Linked DNA regions of Homo sapiens: region 2 is linked to region 1. A link is an interaction called in ENCODE POLR2A ChIA-PET data of the cell type or tissue named here. Cell type or tissue: PC-9. All regions are shown on one strand. Each heading gives the region's core, and the rest is flanking DNA. Links, peaks and the distances in the headings are about the cores only.

Region 1 (2,500 bases), core at 1-2,500:
TCAGTGATAGCCTCTGAGATGACCTGTTTCTTGTAGTAGGAGGGGATATTAAAATTCCCTTCTACTTCCAGCCAGTGGTGGAGACAGTATTGAGGGGTTTTTTTAATGTGCATGAGGCAGATGACCACACAGCAATCCTCTATTGTGATTTGAAATATCGTTTATAATTGTTTTTTAAAAAGCAACTGTGAAATGCTCGATTTTTATTGTCTTATGCCTACTTGGAAGTACTGATATTTACATTTTCTTGATAATAAAACATCTTGTGGAAGCTGAGCTAGAATGTCCTACAGAAAGATGATAAAAGCTTGCTTTTTGGAGATGACCCGTAGCTAGTAGAGCTGAAATCAGCTTCCTTGTTGTACTTCAGTTATGTCACCTTCTGAACCTCCAGATAGCTTCTGCTTGCCCCTTACCTCTTTCTGAAAGTTTAAAGAAAGTTCAAGATTTTCTGAGGTGGACCCCTGCTTATCTGAGTATAACCCCATCTTATTTTTTTTGGCTTCATGTTTCAGCCCTCCACCACCCCAACACACTGAATCCTCATTTTCCTGTAATTGTCTTTCATAGTTCCTGAAAAATTTGTCCTCAGATTCCACCCCTAAATGTTTTCTTACTTTGTGGAATGTTTCTAGTCATGTTAAAGCTTGACAGTGTGTTGTCTTTTGTCTTTTAACCCCAAATAATTTTCAGGTCCCTCTTCTTCAGTTCTCCCTCCCTCCCCTTGCAATAGCCAGAAAGCTTTTTTTTTTTTTTTTTGAGAGTCACTGTTGCCCAGGCTGGAGTACAGTGGCACGATCTCGGCTCACTGCAGCGTCAATTCCCTGGGTTTAAGGGATTTTCCTGCCTCAGCCTCCTGAGTAGCTGGGATTACAGGTGCTCATCACCAAGGCTGGCTAGTTTTGGTATTTTTAGTAGAGACAGGGTTTCACCATTTTGGCCAGGCTGGTCTCGAACTCCTGACCTCAAGTGATCCGCCCACCTTGGCCTCCCAAAGTGCTGGGATTACAGGCGTAAGCCACTGCACCAGGTCAGAAAGCTTTTATGTGAAGAATTGTATGTTTTGGCCGGCACAGTGGCTCACACCTGTAATTTAAGCACTTCGGGAGGCCGAGGTGGGCGGATCACCTGAGGTTAGGAGTTTGAGACCAGCCTGGCTAACATGGTGAAGCACTATCTCTACTAAAAATACAAAAATTAGCCAGAGTGGTGGTGCACGCCTGTAATCCCAGCTACTTGGGAGGCTGAGGCAGAAGACTCACTTGAACCTGGGAGACGAAGGTTGCTGTGAGGCGAGATTGTGCCACTGCGCTCCAGCCTGGGCGACAGAGTGAGACCCTGTTAAAAAAAAGAAGGCCCTGGGTGTTTTCTGTCTTATACCTGGTGTATTGTGGGGGTACTATATGTATGCAACTGGCAGGTTCTTGCTATATATATGTAATTGCACTCTTTCTTGGGTATTAGCAGGGTTTTCTTAATGCTCAAATGGTCGCCCAACGCAGCAGAGAGCTGCTAAGTCATCACTTCCGACAACAGAGGGTGGCTATGATGATGCAGCAGCAGCAGCAGCAGCAACAGCAGCAGCAGCAGCAGCAGCAGCAGCAACAGCAACAGCAACAGCAACAGCAGCAACAGCAGCAAACCCAGGCCTTCAGCCCACCTCCTAATGTGACTGCTTCCCCCAGCATGGATGGGCTTTTGGCAGGACCCACAATGCCACAAGCTCCTCCGCAACAGTTTCCATATCAACCAAATTATGGTAAATCTGACAATGAAAATGTGCCTTCCCCAAGTTAACATTACTAAGGACATAAGCTTCATTACATTTATTGCACATGAAAGACAAAAACACGATTCACTCCCTCTTTACTTCACAAGGAAAACCAAATTAATTTAAATGATTGGAAAACAAAAATGCTGCAGCACACAGGTAATTGAGACAGGTGTATCCTGTCATAGTTGAATATTTTTTTCAGTCCCACTCATTAAGAGTCCCCAAACTCTGGAAGAAACACTGCAAAGTTGTCCCCTTGCCCCTTCTTGTATGTTCCAGTATAGTAGAACTCTCTAATCTCTGAATGCTTGGTCAAGTCAGTGAGAGGAATGCACTTTGTGGGCTTTTAAGTTGATTTTCTTGGTGACTTGGATTTATTATTTTTTTTTTGAGATGGGGGTCTTGCTCTGTCACCCAGGTTGGAGTGCAGTGGTGCGATCTTGGCTCACTGCAACCTCTGCCTCCCGGGTTCAAGTGATTCTCCTGCCTCAGCCCTGAGTAGCTGGGACTACAGGTGCATTCCACCACCCCCGGCTGTTTTTTTTTTTAAATTTTTAATAGAGACGGGGTTTCACTGTGTTAGCCAGGATGGTCTCGATCTCCTGACCTCGTGATCTGCCTGCATCGGCCTCCCAAAGTGCTGGGATTACAGGCGTGAGTCACCGTGCCCGGCCCTGGATTTATTATTACAGTGATGCAGATACCTCTTCATTTCAGCCTTTGAGA
Region 2 (3,863 bases), core at 817-3,316, 900 kb after region 1:
TGTAAACTGAGGATAATGATAGTTCCTGTTACATAGGATTATTGGACAAGTTAAGGCAAACAATATCAGCAAAGTGCTCAGTGCACCATCTGCCTATGGGAGGCAAGGGTTTAAAATGTTAGGCATCATCACCCTCATTTGGTTGCACTGAATTTCATGTTGATTATTGGCTTTATATTATTACTGATGTTTTATATTGATTATTGGCTTTATATTGATTACTTCTGATTATTACTGATTGGTTTTATATTGAGTATTATATGGCATCTGATAACATTCTCATGACCTTCATTCTTCATTCCTGGCCCTACAGCATCATGTGTTTTTCATGCTGGGATCAATTCCATTCCCTTCATCCGACCTTTCCCTGCAGAAACACAGCCAGGGAAAGGAGCTCTGAGGTTATCCCCCATCTTTACCACAATCAGCAGCCACGGATGTCCCTGAGAGCCCAGAGCAGGTGCTGGCCCATCGTCCCTCAGAAGGTGGCACTCTACGCTCTACAGAACATGTGCTTCCCATTCCACCTTCCAGCATCTGCTAATCCTGGATGGCTGCCCAGCCTTGCCCTGGCCTCCCTTCCTGCTCATGAGCATCCCCTTCCCCACACAGCAGTTAGAGGAATCCTTCTCATGCTGAATCAGCTCCAGGCACCTCTCTGACCACAACCCTCCAGTGCCCCCATCACAGGACAGACTGATCAGGTCCTGCCTCCTCTCAGTTCCCATCTCTGCCCAGGCTCCCCTCACACTTGCCCTCGGTCACTCCAGCCTCACTGCAGTGTCCTACTCTCCACCTCAGCTTGTCCCACCTTAGGTCCTTCTATCAAGAGTGACCGTCCCTGAATATGCCCACCCTCAACTGGCTCCTCCTCGTTACGAAGATCAAGCGGCACCACCTCAAAAGCCCTCCCGACACCCCAGTCCAACATCAGCCACCCCCTCCCATCTGTTAGGTCACTCTCCCCTCCTGGAATGTAAGTCCCAAGAGGACAGGGATGCTGGCAGTGCTGGCCACTGCTGCATCCCCAGCACCCAGCGCCCAGGACCCAGTAGGTACTCAGTGACATTTGTGGGGCACGTGATGAATCAAAGTGGCCTGGGACTGCAGGTGGGAGCAGCGCCCCCTCGGCAGCATGGGGGGTTGTAATAATAATGTCACCTGTGTTTACAGCCTGCTTCACAACCTGCAGAACTTAAGCACCCACCATCCCTGAAAGAGAAAGATAAACACAAATCCAGACGTTTAGCCAGAAAATGAAGGGAAGACGGAAAGGTTTAAAAATGAGCGAGAGCATATGTTTCTTCCTGGCTTCAAGATAAAAGAGGATACCCAGAGGAGAAAAGCACTCAAAAAACATGATGCTTTATTCAAAAATTAGCCCACAGCAGAGTGTCAGGGAATCTGTAGTAACGAAGACTCTGGGATAAATTCTTTTAAATTAAGAAGCAGAAGGAGAAAAGGCAGCAGCCCTGAGCCTCGACTTTGGAATGTCCTCCATCCATCTGCATCTGTCATCAGCTGGCAGAGCGGGTGCATGGCAGGGGGAGCCAGGGCCACCATTCCTCCCTTCAGCCCTTTCTGCTCTCAGTTTAGGGATAACCAATGTTTGATGGCTTGTCTCTCAAGAGTGATTAGAAGCAAAGCTGCCCATTACAGGCTAAATATCAAAGCGTTCCTACAGAAATCTCACTTCCTAAGCTCAAAGCCCTGATTCTGGGCTGCCTCTTGACCCAACTCATCTGGGACCCTGACTGGCACCAGCAGACGACAATGGGCTGACACACACCGTGCTTACTTTAGACCGGGGAGTGCAGTTCTGAGCTCTCCGGGTGTGTGAACTTACTTAATCATCACCTGAACTCAACGATGCTATTGGGATTCAGCTCACAGATGAACAGAGCCAGGCTGGGCAGAATCAATGCTCCCTGGGCCCATGGCTGCAGGACAGCAGAGCCACTTCCAGGACCCCCGGCCAGCACAAGGCCCACACCACTGACCACTGACGGTGCTCTGTGATGGAAGAGGGGCCTCAGCGACAGCCCCAGATACCAATATTGCTCCAAGTGCCTCTTTCCAGGAAACAGTCCTCTTCTGAGACAGTGAATCCAGCATAACAGGACAGTGAACAGACTTTTCCAGAGCTCTCAGAATCATGGCTGCAGTTCTACAGCTTCAAAGCGAGTGTGCAAACATCCACAAGAGTCCCTGGCCTCCACCCCAACAAGAGAGAGACATTGGAAAGGTGATTCCTGGGAGGGTGTGTGATAAGAGTTTGGATATTGGACCCCTCCAAATCCCACGCTGAAGTGGGGTCCCCAAAGTTGGAGTTGGGGCCTAAAGGGAGGTGTTTGGGTCATGGGGCAGCTGCCTCATGAAGAGCTTCATACCCTCCCCATGGTAATGGCTTCTTAGTCTATGAGTTCCTGTGAGAAATGACTAGTTAAAAAAGCCTGGCACCCCTCTCCTCTCACCACGTGATCTGCATACACCAGCTCCCTTCCCATGCCATGAGTGCAAGCAGCCTGAGGCCTCACCAGAAGCAGACGCTGGCACCATGCTTCCTGTATAGCCTGTAGAACCATGAGCCAAACAAACCTCTTTATCAATTACCCAGCTTCAGGTATTCCTTTATAGCAGCATAAATGGACTAAGACAGAGTCTTAAATCAGTTTGGGCTGCTATAACAAAATATTATTGACCAGGTGGCTTAAACAACAAAAATTTATGTCCCACAGCTCTAGAGGCTGGGAAGCCCAAGATCGAGGCACCAGCAAATTCAATGTCTGGTGTGGGCCTGCTTCCTGGCTCACTTATGGCACCTTCTTGCTACATCCTTACAGGGCAAAAATGGGAGAACAAGCTCACATTCTCCTTTCCTAAGATAACTTCAGTGTTGTCAAGGGGTTCACCTCTTCCCATGCAACCCCTGTGGCCTAGGATCCTCCACTCCAGGGTGATTCTGTTCAGTCTGAGCCTGTTCGCATACGGCATATGCCCCTGCTGATTGGTATTTGCCCAGGGCTGGGGGCAGGTATGCCAAAATAGGCCAAATACACTAAAGGAAAGGACTTGTAGTGCATGCTTTGGGGGAGTTTTTCTCCTGTCTTTACCCAATGGGCCTGCACATACTGCCATGTGGCCTCACACGCTGGTGGCAGCGGTCTTGTGACGAGGAGGTGAACCAACCTCAGAACATAGCCAATAGAGTGAGCAGCAAAGCGGAGGCCAATTAACCCTGGATCTCTGCGGACATCGTAAAGCTGCTGAATCAACCTCCCCAGAGGTCCAGCTCCTGGCTGGTCTTTGAACTGGGAGATAACAAGTTCCCTTACCATGTTAGAGTCATTAGAGGTTTCAGTTACTTGCAGGCAAAAAGCAAGCTAATCGACACAGCATCTTTTCCAAAAATCCTTCTCTGATCCCCCCAGCAACCAGCAATTCCCCCCTTCTCGGAGCCTCAGGGACTTTTCTCACCAGACTAACCCGCTGTATCGTGTGTGCCATTTATGTCGTATCGCCCCCATGAGCCATGGGCCCAAGGAGAATAAGATCTAAGTCATTTCTCTCCTCCTGAGCCCAGGGCCTTACACTTAACAGGGGCTTTGTAAATGTCATGGCACAAATGAAAGAATAATTTAGAAGCCAGGTATCTCCACTTTAGATTTATGTAAAGAAACACATTACTGTTACTTCAACTGCTCTTTCAGACTGTATGGAAGTATTTTTATGTCAGTAGAGATGAATGTTAAGATGTTTTGTTGTAATAAACTGCATGTCCATAAACGCCCTATCCCTCTTTTCCCCCAGTCAACAGCATCTGAAGACTCAGCAACTTTCTTCCAGCAAATGATGTCCCTCTT

Evidence for each region. Peaks named below come from ENCODE experiments on the same cell type or tissue, not always from the same donor. Only the 100,000 strongest peaks of a DNase experiment are listed, where the experiment ranks them.
Region 2: POLR2A ChIA-PET joins it to region 1 with 6 read pairs; 2 of 35 experiments call an interaction of 5 or more read pairs at or near these places.

Annotation. Positions count from the first base shown.
Region 1 is chr20:47,649,518-47,652,017 of GRCh38, forward strand. NCOA3 (nuclear receptor coactivator 3) reads left to right here. Exons shown (of 23, transcript NM_181659.3): 20 at 1,465-1,759. Among named protein-coding and RNA genes, the nearest start is that of SULF2, 130 kb to the right of the region's middle. RefSeq lists an enhancer at 1-71. In PC-9, for the core only: no CTCF peak of the experiment used is centred there; no DNase peak of the experiment used is centred there; H3K27ac peaks cover 1,443 bases.
Region 2 is chr20:48,544,647-48,548,509 of GRCh38, forward strand. The region is part of intron 1 of LOC105372646 (a long non-coding RNA gene); the gene reads right to left. Among named protein-coding and RNA genes, the nearest start is that of LINC00494, 190 kb to the left of the region's middle. In PC-9, for the core only: no CTCF peak of the experiment used is centred there; no DNase peak of the experiment used is centred there.